Regions from separate parts of the Homo sapiens genome. Here region 1 is linked to region 2. Evidence: chromatin loops called from intact Hi-C (ENCODE). Cell type or tissue: heart left ventricle. All regions are shown on one strand. Links, peaks and the distances in the headings refer to the core of each region. The heading gives the core; the rest is flanking DNA.

Evidence for each region. Peaks named below come from ENCODE experiments on the same cell type or tissue, not always from the same donor. Only the 100,000 strongest peaks of a DNase experiment are listed, where the experiment ranks them.
Region 1: it touches region 2 in a loop (2.5-fold over the local background); 1 of 110 quality-filtered maps calls a loop at or near these places.

The regions. Positions count from the first base shown.
Region 1 is chr3:49,314,682-49,320,328 of GRCh38, reverse strand. The region is part of intron 6 of USP4 (ubiquitin specific peptidase 4); the gene reads left to right. It overlaps LOC124906236 (Sjoegren syndrome nuclear autoantigen 1 homolog), which reads left to right and starts at 1,267. Exons shown (of 2, transcript XM_047449404.1): 1 at 1,267-2,020; 2 at 2,851-3,677. The coding sequence starts at 2,864. The coding sequence ends at 3,247. RefSeq lists enhancers at 2,836-3,335, 3,336-3,837. In heart left ventricle, for the core only: no CTCF peak of the experiment used is centred there; a DNase peak (open chromatin) is centred at 3,378.
Region 2 is chr3:48,962,162-48,967,808 of GRCh38, reverse strand. It overlaps ARIH2 (ariadne RBR E3 ubiquitin protein ligase 2), which reads right to left. Exons shown (of 16, transcript NM_006321.4): 5 at 2,827-2,890; 6 at 534-684. Among named protein-coding and RNA genes, the nearest start is that of P4HTM, 25 kb to the left of the region's middle. RefSeq lists an enhancer at 3,620-4,267. In heart left ventricle, for the core only: no CTCF peak of the experiment used is centred there; no DNase peak of the experiment used is centred there.

The sequences.
Region 1 (5,647 bases), core at 403-5,402, 350 kb before region 2:
CTGGGATTACAGGCATGCGCCACCACGCCCGGCTAATTTTGTATTTTTAGTAGAGACAGGGTTTCTCCATGTTGGTCAGGCTGGAGACCCTGTCTCTTGGAAAAAAAGAGTCAGGCATGGTGGCTTATACCTGTAATCCCAACATTTTGGAAAGCTGAGGTGGGAGGATTGCTTGAGGATAGGAGTTTGAGACCAGCCTGGTCAACATAGCAAGACTCCTGTCTCTACAAAATTTTTTTTAAAAATTAGCTGGGCATGGTAGCTTGTGCCTGCAGTTCCAGCTTCTTGGGAGGCTGAGGTGGGAGGATCCCTTGAGCACAGGAGTTTGAGGCTGTAGTGAGCTATAATTGTGCACTGCACTGCAGCCTGGGTGACAGAGCAAGAGCTTGTCTCAAAACACAAGAAAACAAAACAAGGCTGGGCACAGTGGCTCATGGCCTGTAATCCCACTTTGGGAGGCGGAGGTGGGTGGATCACTTGAGGTCAGGAGTTCAAGACCAGCCTGGTGAACATAGCGAGACCCCCCTATCTACTAAAAGTACAGAAAATTAGCCAGGAGTGGTGGCGTGCACCTGTAATCCCAGCTACTTGGGAGGCTGAGGCAGGAGAATTGCTTGAACTCAGGAGGTGGAGGTTGTAGTGAGCTGAGATGGCACCATTGCACTCCAGCCTGCGTGACAGAGCAAGACTCCATCTCAGAAAACAAACAAACAAACAAACAAACAAACATGTTTAGTAATACATTGTGTGTCAAAGACACAGAGAAGTTGAAATTGAGGGAATGGAAATAGTGGCTTATGCCTGTAATCCCAGCACTTTGGGAGGCAGAGGCAGGCACATCACGAGGTCAAGAGATCAAGACCATCCTGGGCCAATATGGTGAAACCCCGTCTCTACTAAAAATACAAAAAAATTAGCTGGGTGTGATGGCATGCTCCTGTAGTCCCAGCTACTCGGGAGGCTGAGGCAGGAGAATCTCTTGAACCCGGGAGGCGGAGGTTGCGGTCAGCCGAGATCGCGCCACTGCACTCCAGCCTGGGCAACAGAGCAAGACTCCGTCTCAAAAAATAACAAGAAAACGTACATCAAGGGAATATGTCATCGAAGGAAGGTCACTAGTTGGCTTAATAACTTTTTTAAAACCTACCAATAGAGTCAGTTTTATATATTTCTTTTTTTTTTTTTTTGAGATGCAGTCTTGCTCTGTCACCCAAGCAGGAGTGCAGTGGCGCAATCCCTCCCAAGGTGGTGGAATTACAGGTGTGAGCCACCATGCCTGGCCAATGTATTTCTATTTATTTATTTATCCCTCAACAGTCCTCCCTCCAATTTAATATATTTCTTGGCAGAGGATAGTAAATGTTTCCATGGATGGATTCCTTGGTGGTGGTGATGGTGGTTTGTTTTTTTTTTTTTTTTGAGGCAGAGTCTTGCTCTGTCACCCAGGCTGGAGTGCAGTGGCACGATCTCGGCTCACTGCAACCTCTGCCTCTCAGGTTCAAGCGATTCTCCTGCCTCAGCCTCCTGAGCAGCTGGGATTACGGGTTCGTGCCACCACGCCCGGCTAATTTTTTGTATTTTTAGTAGAGATGGGATTTCACCACGTTGGCCAGGCTGGTCTCGAACTCCTGGCCTCAGGTGATCCACCCGCCTTGGCGTCCCAGAGTGCTGGGATTACAGGCGTGAGCCACCACACCTGGCCGGTTGTTTATATTTAATTGTCTTTTTTTCACTAATGAGGACCACCTTGTAAATTCTGGGCATTTTCAGAGTTTTCTCTTCCATGTGAATTGCTCCAGCTAACTTAATATTAGTTTCTCAAGGGTTTGTGTAGACCTGGCTTTGTCTCTTTCCATCTGTTTCTCTCTTTCCCTTTAACGTCACTTGCCTGAGGTCTATAAGGCCCTTTAAGGTTGCCAGCCCAGAGCCAGAAGAGATTGGTGTCCCTGAAGTTAAGAAAGCCACCTTTGCCTACAGATGGTGTTCACAGTGTTGGTGTGGAGTCACAGCTTGACTTTTGGTAAGGCAGCAAGTATTCTGACTGTTAAGAGTTTATTGTAGCTGGGCACTGGTGGCTCATGCCTGTAATCCCAGCAGTTTGAGAGGCTGATGTGGGAAGATTGCTTGAGCCCAGGAGTTTGAGACCATCCTAGGCAACATAATGTGACCCTGTCTCTTAAAAAAATAAAATTAGGTCAGGCACGGTGGCTCATGCCTATAATCCCAGCACTTTGGGAGGCCAAGGCGGGCGGATCACCTAAGGTCAGGAGTTCAAGACCAGTCTGGCCAACATGGTGAAACCCTGTCTCTACTAAAAATGCAAAAATTAGCCAGGCGTGGTGGCGTGTGCCTGTAATCCCAGCTACCTGGGAGCCTGAGGCAAGAGACTCGCTTAAACCCAGGAGGCAGAGGTTGCAGTGAGCTGAGACTTCACCATTGCTTTCCAGCCTGGGCAACAAGAGTGAAACTCCATCTCAGGCTGGGCGCAGTGGCTCATGCCTGTAATCCCAGCACTTTGGGAGGCCGAGGCGGGCGGATCACGAGGTCAGGAGATTGAGACCATCCTGGCTAACACAGTGAAACCCCGTCTCTACTAAAAATACTTAAAAAAAAAAAAAAACACCACGGGCATGGTGGCAGGCGCCTGTAGTCCCAGCTACTCGGGAGGCTGAGGCAGGAGAATGATGTGAACCCAGGAGGCGGAGCATGCAGTGAGCCGATATCACGCCACTGCACTCCAGGCTGGGCAACAGAGTAAGACTGTTGTCTCAAAAAAAAAAAAAAAACAAACAAACAAAAAACAAAACAAAACAAAAAAAGAGTGAAACTCCATCTCAAAAAAAAAAATAGGGGGCCCCAGGAGATGTTGACCCAGCAGGGCATGGCGCTGCAGAACTACGACAACAAGCTGGTCAAATGCATAGAGGAGCTATGCCAGAAGCAGGAGGAGCTGTGCTGGCAGATCCAGCAGGAGGAGGACAAGAAACAGCGGCTGCAGAATGAGGTGAGGCAGCTGACAGAGAAGCTGGCCTGCGTCAACGAGAAGCTGGCCCGCGTCAACGAGAACCTGGCACGCAAGATTGCCTCTTGCAGTAAGTTCTACCAGACCATCGCGGAGACGGAGGCCACCTACCTCAAGATGCTGGAGAGCTCCCAGACTTTGCTCAGTGTCCTGAAGAGGGAAGCTGGGAACCTGACCAAGGCTACAGCCTCAGACCAGAAAAGTAGTGGTGGCAGGGACAGCTGACCAGACCATGGGCAGGGCCTGCCTCTGTGCGCCCCTCAACTCAGCCCCAGCAAGTCTGTCCACAGAGCGTCTTCTTCATGGCAGCAGCTGCCTTCTTTCACTGTCTCAGGTGCTAAGAGGGGCAGCTGCCAACCTCCACTGGCATCAGTGACAAGCCCGGGGCACAGCCTGTGGGTCCTGGCTTTGTGCTCACACAGGCTATGGGGAGGGTGGGCTCTAGGTCAGCTCTGCAAGGGGCCTGTCTCTGCGGCACCCACACTCCTGGGCTGCCAGGGAGGTCCTGGTTGTAGTCTGAGCACCATGGAGGTCCCCTCAGCCAGCAGAGGCCCAGGGCAGGGGGCAGGGGTTCTCCTTCATCCCAGAACCCAAACCTCAGGGCTCACCCCTGTGGCCTGTGACTGTCAATAAAGATTATCTTTGTAAAAATAAATAAATGATTGAATGAATGAATGAAAAATAAGTTAACCGGGCTTGGTGGCTTACGCCTATAATTCTAGCACTTTGGGAGGCTGAGGCGGGCAGATCACTTGAGGCCAGGAGTTCGAGACTAGCCTGGCCAACATGGTAAAACCCTGTCTCTACTAAAAATAAAAAAATAGCCAGGCATAGTGGCATGCACCTGTAATTCCAGCTACTCGGGAGGCTGAGGCATGAGAATTGCTTGAACTGGGGAGGCTGAGGCATGAGAATTGCTTGAACTGGGGAGGTGAAGTCTGCAGTGAGCTGAGATTGGACCACTGCACTCCAGCCTGGGTGACAGAGTGAGACACTCTCAAAATAAATAAATAAAGTTAAATTAAAAGAGTTTATCATTATCTTAATTATAATTCCAGGTACCAGACGCTGGATACTTGAGGTCAGTCTTTATTTTATTTTTTTTAGATGAAGTCTCGCTCTCATTTCCCAGTCTGGAGTGCAATGGCGCGATCTCGGCTCACTGCAACCTCCACCTCCCGGGTTCAAGTGATTCTCCTGCCTCAGCCTCTGAGTAGATGGAATTACAGGCATGTGCCACCATGCCTGGCTAATTTTGTATTTTTAGTAGAGATGGGGTTCCTCTGTGTTGGTCAGACTGGTCTCGGACTCCCAACCTCATGTGATCCGCCCACCTCAGCCTCCCAAAGTGCTGGGATTACAGGCGTGAGCCACCACGCCTGGCCTAGTCTTAAAGGATAGGATAGATTCATCCTCAGAGCAGCATTCAGTCTGGAGAACATCTGAGAAGCAAGTGGAGTGCAGTAGATTAAGGAGGGCAGGGATGGGCTTTGCCTGGTTTGTCCAGAGCCTCACTTTGGGCCTGGGCACAGGGATGTTACAGGGTCCCACCATGGTATCAGGCACACGTTTGAGTTGTAATTGATAATCACGTGACATGCCTGGGGAGCAGGACTTACCAGTAGAAAGGTGCCTGGGAGTCCAGAGGCTTGACTACAGTGTCTCTTAGGAGCAGAGGTATCCTTGTTTGGAGGCATAGTGTCTGTTTTCAGAGTGTGGCATGAGACCCAGTCACAAATCAGAGTGAGATCTTGCTTACCTAATATATATGCCTGAGATTCAGACATTTCTCCTGGCTTCCTATATTCCAGCCTGTAATGCCCAGGGTTTGTTCCACAGTTGCCTGAAGGTCTGGAGACAAGTCCCTGCCCTAGTGCTCAGCATTTCCCAGATTATAGTAAATTTTCTGAAGAGAAGTTTTGCTTCTGACTTGTCTGTCAAAGATAGAGTATTTTTTAATAGATAGGGTCTTGCTTTGTTGCCCAGACTGGAATGCAATGGCATGATCATAGTTCACTGCAACCTCAAACTCCTGGGATCAAGGGATCCTCTCGGCTTAGCCTCCCGAGTAGCTAGGACTGCAGGCACGTGCTGCTATGCCTGGCTTTTTCTGTTCTGTAAAGAGAAGTTCAGCCTCCCAAAGTGCTGGGATTGTAAGCATGAGCCACTGCACCCAGCCTAAGGATAGAGTTTTTTTTTTTTTAAATCTTACTGTGTTAATTTTCAAGCATATAAAAAGTATCCTTATATGCCCTTAATTTGGTTTCTTTTTGATTGAATTTACTATGAAAACTGGCAGTATTTTCTAGAACATTTTAAACATCAAATAAAATTTTTCTTTAATTTCTATCACCCTGAAATGTTGTCTGTTTAAGAAATTGACAGGTCTTGGATATCTCAAATGATTTGTATGGATTTTTGCCCTTTTTAAAAATAAATAAATAAATAGAGACAGGGTCTTGCCATGTTGACCAGGTTGATCTTGAACTCTTGGCCTCAAGCAGTCCTCCCACCTTGGCCTCCCAAAGTGCTAAGATTACAGGCATGAGCCATCAGGCCCGGCCGATTTTTGCCCTTTTAAGCTCAAGAAAATAGATAAGTTATCAATGAATAGTTACTGAGAAG
Region 2 (5,647 bases), core at 501-5,500:
AAAAAATCCTTATATAGGTTCTTGACTAACAATTGAGTTTTGTGATGTTTAACATTATTTAGAGGTGATTATCACCAATTGTGGGACTTTGCAGATATCAATTAATGCGATGCTAATGTGTTTCAGTATCATCAAATCACAGTATAACAAATACTTCTGTAACTAATCATCAAATTTGATTTGTGCTATGTTACCTAAATAGCAGCAAACTCTTGTGGGCATTTCTGAGTTATGGCTGCCACTTGTGGAATCAAGGTAGGCAGCTTAAAGGATCGTTCTCCCAAAAGGTGAGAGAAGGTAGCTCTGCACTCACGCCAACATTTACAACAGTATATTTAGTTTTCTCGTTTTGCTGAGGACTGGGGAAAACTTTGTCACTGTTTGTATGGATGTATTTGAAAATCACTAGTTCTGATGATAAAAACCCCAATCAGGCTCAGAAGAAAATACTCAGTTTACTTGAGTACATGAAAAGGCAGAGTCAAAGATAAACACTTCATGCCAGCTTTTTATAAGTTTTGTGGCAGACTCACCCACGCCCACGCCGTCCTTGACGAGAACTGAGCAGTGCTGCTCCCAGCAGCTGCGGCAAAACTGGTGCTGACAGGCCAGAGAGAGTAGGTTTTCCTTTCGCACAAACTGCATACACACTGCACAGTGGTGAGGGGGATGGGATGTGGGAACCTGGAGAGAAACAGAGCCACATGAGCCAAAGAGGAGTCAGGTCCAGAAGGCCATAAGGGTACCTCATGCAGCCGGGTGCATGGAAAGTGATCCTCACCCTGCAACAAGTATCAGAGCTCAACTGCAATGTGTGGACTCTGAGTCCCAAGGGTACTAAGCTAAAAGTATATACCAGGAAGGCTTCCTGAAGGAGGTGGCAGCTGGGCTGGGCTTGCAAAATCACCAGGATTCAGAGGCAGAAACAAGGCTGAAATGAGAACTTACAGTGGTTTATAATGGCAGACTGAAAAACTCAGGGTTTCAGAATTGCCAAGGTCCTTAGAAGTCACTTAGTCCAAATTCTTTTAGAAGCTATCAGGTTTCTTTTGTAGACTACCCCTGTTAAGCACAGCAGAGTTGCCCCTCACAACTACTAGAAACCTAGTCACAAAGGTTATTAGAGGATGAGTTTATAAATCTTCTAACAGCCAACACTGTAGTTTTACTTGTCAAGGACAGTGGTTTCACTATATCGACGTACCCAAACCACAAAATACTACAGCCTTTACCAAGTTACAACTCATCCTTAATACACCAGATGTCACATGTAATTAATATTGGCGGGGGGGATGTGGAGACACCAACTAGGGGAAGAAACTCTTCTAGAATGTGTGCAAATAACTGTATAGCATGAACTCCAGAATCCACATCATGCTACACAAACTGGCAGAGAAAGACAATCTGGGGACCTTGGCTAAAACCACAAACCAATGGAAAAGTCCACTTACAAGAACATTAGGTTCTTTTTAGTTAACTGGGAATATAAAAAAACAAGTTGAGAAAAAGAACTGGATTCTCATGTTTATCCATTTTGCTTCTGGAAACCTTTGTCTTAAGAGGCTGCAGAAATTATGTGGTGATCTGAGCCCCAATTCTGCCTTCCAAGATCTATTTTAGCATGGCCCTCATTCAAAAAATATTCGACATATGTTCGTTTAGCTCCTAGATAAACAGGAAATTGCTATGCATTGTTAAAATACAGCTTCTATGGTAGGGGTGGTAAAATGATATGAGTTAATCACTATAACACACATGTAAAAGTTTATAGATATAATTAGGTGAGTTTCCAGGGGAATGATCCAGGAGACAGGCTTTGTCAGAGGTGGCTTAGATTTTTTTTTTCTTCTGATGGAGTGTCTGTCGCCCAGGCTGGAGTGCATGCAGGGGTGCGATCTTGGCTCACTGCAACCTCCACCTCCCGGGTTCAACCAGTTCTCCTGCCTCAGCCTCCCAAGTAGCTAGGATTACAGGCATGCGCCACCAGGCCTGGCTAATTTTTGTATTTTTAGTAGAGATGGGGTTTCACCATGTTGGCCAGGCTGGTCTCAAGCTCCTGACCTCAAGTGATCCGCCCGCCTCGGCCCCCCAAAGTGCTGGGATTATGGGCGTGAGCCACCGTGCCTGGCCGGACTGGGGTCTTTAAAGGTGAATTCCCTCCCTATAAGCAAAGGTGGAGCCAGAGTCTGAACATTCTAGGAAGGGAAGGCACAAACAGAAGACATATGCAGTAATCTCAGACACACCAAAGCACCCAGAAGGAATGGAGTGCAGGCTGAAAGTGCAGAGAGGAAAGTGGGGCTGGAGAGGGCCCAAGGACAGGCAATGACTTAGTCCCTATCTATAAGGAAACTTTTCAAACCATAACAGAAGATTTAAGTCAATACTAGAACAAATATTGTGGGCATGTTGAACTATAAACAAAGCAAAGAGAGCTCCTTTTTTTTTTGAGACAGAGTCTCGCTCTGTCGCCCAGGTTGGAGTGCAGTGGCATGATCTTGGCTCACTGCAAGCTCCGCCTCCCGGGTTCACGCCTTTCTCCTGCCTTAGCCTCCCGAGTAGCTGGGACTACAGGTGCCTGCCACCACATCCGGCTAATTTTTTTTTTTTGTATTTTTAGTAGAGACAGGGTTTCACCGTGTTAGCCAGGATGGTCTCGATCTCCTGACCTCGTAATCCACCCGCCTCAGCCTCCCAAAGTGCTGGGATTACAGGCGTGAGCCACACCGCACCCAGCCAAGTAAAGATAGCTCTTAAGGACACTGCAAGCCAAAGCAAGAACCACATGCAATTAGGAGAAGCCTCATTCAAGTAATAGACACTCACATGTTTTGATGGATTAGGCTGAACTCGAGCCTCAACAAGCAGTTGAGCAGAATTGGACTTGTATCTACAAAACAAAAAGCAGAAATGAAGGCAATCAGAAGCTAAAGACATTTTTACCCCTGAACAATAACAGGACAGAGAAAGATGTTTAGAGCATCTTTGTCTCTACTTTCTCACAGAACTAAGCTTCCTTTTATCTCAGTACAAAGACTTTTTTTCTCAAGACAGAAAATGCAAAATATAAAGGAATAATAAAAAATATAAAGCCCAATAAATCATGCTACATTTAAGAACCTCAATTCATCAGAAGACACCAAAGTCAAAAGCCAAGCCATAAGCTGGAAGATAATTCAATATATAAACTTCTAGGCCAGGCGCAGTGGCTTACTCCTGCAATCCCAGCACTTTGGGAGGCCGAGGCGGGCAGATCACTTGAGGTCAGGAGTTTGAGACCAGCCTGGCCAAGATGGTGAAACCCGTCTCTACTAAAAATACAAAAATTAGCTGGGCATGGTGGCACGTGCCTATAGTCCCAGCTACTTGGGAGCCTGAGGCAAGAGAATCGTTCGAACCCGGGAGGCAGAGGTTGCAGTGAGCTGAGATTGTGCCATTGCACTCCAGCCTGCAAGACAGAGCGAGATTCTGTCTCAAAAAAAAAAAAAAATTCTATATATATGGCTGGGCGCAGTGGCTCACACCTGTAGTCTCAGCACTTTGGGAGGCCGAGGTGGGTAAATCACTTGAGGTCAGGAGTTTGAGACCAACCTGGCCAATATGGTGAAACCCTATCCGGGAGTGTTGGCTCATGCCTGTAATCCCAGCTACTTGGGAGACTGAAGCAGGAGGATCGCTTGAACCTGGGAGGTGGAGGTTGCAGTGAGCAGAGACTGCACTACTGCACTCCAGCCTGGGAGACAGAGCAAGACTCTGTCTTTAAAAAAAATAAAAATAAAAATAAAAATAAAAAAAATAACTGGCAAAGGATCAGTATTCAGAGTAAACAAAACTCCTAAAAATCCATTTGGTTCTAGGAACTGGACATGGGAGAAGGGGGAAGGATCCATTTGGAATAACAAAATAACTCAATAAAAAATGGGGAGAAGACTTAACAGGCATTTCAAAGGAGGAGGCAGCACAAATGGCCATTAAACATATGAAAAGATTCTCAACCTCCTTAATAATACAGGACCATTGAAACAATTAGATGCCATTTACATCCACCAAACTGCAAAACTTTAAGTCTTACAATATCAGGAACACCTATATACCACTGCTGAGCGTGTAAAGTGGTAAATCACTCTGGAAAACAACCTGGAATTATTTAGCAAAGACAAAACTACACGTATGCTATAGCCAATAATTCCTTTTCTATATTTAACTCCAGAAAAATTACGTGACAGTAAGAGTTACCTACAATAATTTTCCATTTATAACAGAATTATCAAGTGGCAATAAAAGTGCCACACAAAGCCCAGGTCAACATATTTCCAAGATACCAGGAATTGGAGCAGAAAAGAATTATGTCTCATCTATGTGATTTCTACCTAGTCAGAATGCTTCCCTCAGCTATCCTTATTGAGGGGCCCGTTTTATTCCTAATTCCCACAGTAATATTTTAAGTATCTTTTGCCATCCAAATCTCCACTCCTGAGTTATGCTGAAAGAGTGTGGGCAGTGAGAGATATCCTATTGCCAGAACCTATGTGGTTCCAGAGTTTTGGGCAGTAGTATAATAATAAGGCAGCAGCAGTTCATCTGCAATTCCATCTAAATATATTCCGTTCTTGAGTACACAGGATGAGTGCAGTTAGTGAATCAGGAACGAATTTGCTCTTTCCTGACTGTGCTGAGCTGCTCCAGCTGGTATGTCCTTCCCAGTTGTGTTCAGCCCGGAGAAGGAAAGGCACGATCTTCCTCTGTAGATAAATTCTACTAAAAATACAAGAATTAACCAGGCATGGTGGCAAGTGCTGGTAATCCCAGCTACTTCATAGGCTGAGGCAGGAGAGTTGCTTGAACCCTGGAGATGGAGGTTGCAGTGAGCCAAGGTTGTGCCACTGCACTCCAGCCTGGGTGACAGAGTGAGACTTTGTCTCAAAAAAATAAAAATAAAAAAAAACATACCATACGAGAAAGGAAGATTCACTGCAGTGTGAAAGAGTAGGAATGGTAACAAGTGCTTCTCACCAGAGGGAATTTTGCTCCCCACGAGTTATTTGACAATGTTTGGAGACATTTTGATTGCCAAGGACTTAGAGGTGTGGCTTCTAATAGAGCCCAGGGATGCTGCCAGACATCCTACAATTCACAGATCAGGCCCCCCACAACAAAGAGTTATCTAGTCTAAAATGTCAATAATGCTGAGGATGAGAAACACTGTGCTAGACAGGGGCACACGCCTCCGAGGGTGAGCATAGGAGATCTCTACAGAGGATGCAGAGGAGGAGGTGCCCCTTTTCCTGACAACTTGTAAGACATCTTGAGACTCTAAGGTCTGTATCTTAAGATCTCTAGTTCTGGAGGAGGTGGAAAGAAATACTCAAATACACTGCTGGTAGAGGTGGTGGGTGGTAAAGTAGCCTATATTTTCTTTCTGTTTTTTTTTTTGAGATGGAGTCTCACTCTGCCACCAGGCTGGAGTGCAGTGGCACAATCTCGGCTCACTGCAACCTCTGCCTCCAGGGTTTAAGCGATTCTCTTGCCTCAGCCTTCTGAGTAGCTGGGACTACAGGAGTGCACCACCACGCCAGGTTGATTTTCATATTTTTAGTAGAGAAGGGGTTTCATCATGCTGGCCAGGCTGATTTCAAACTCCTGACCT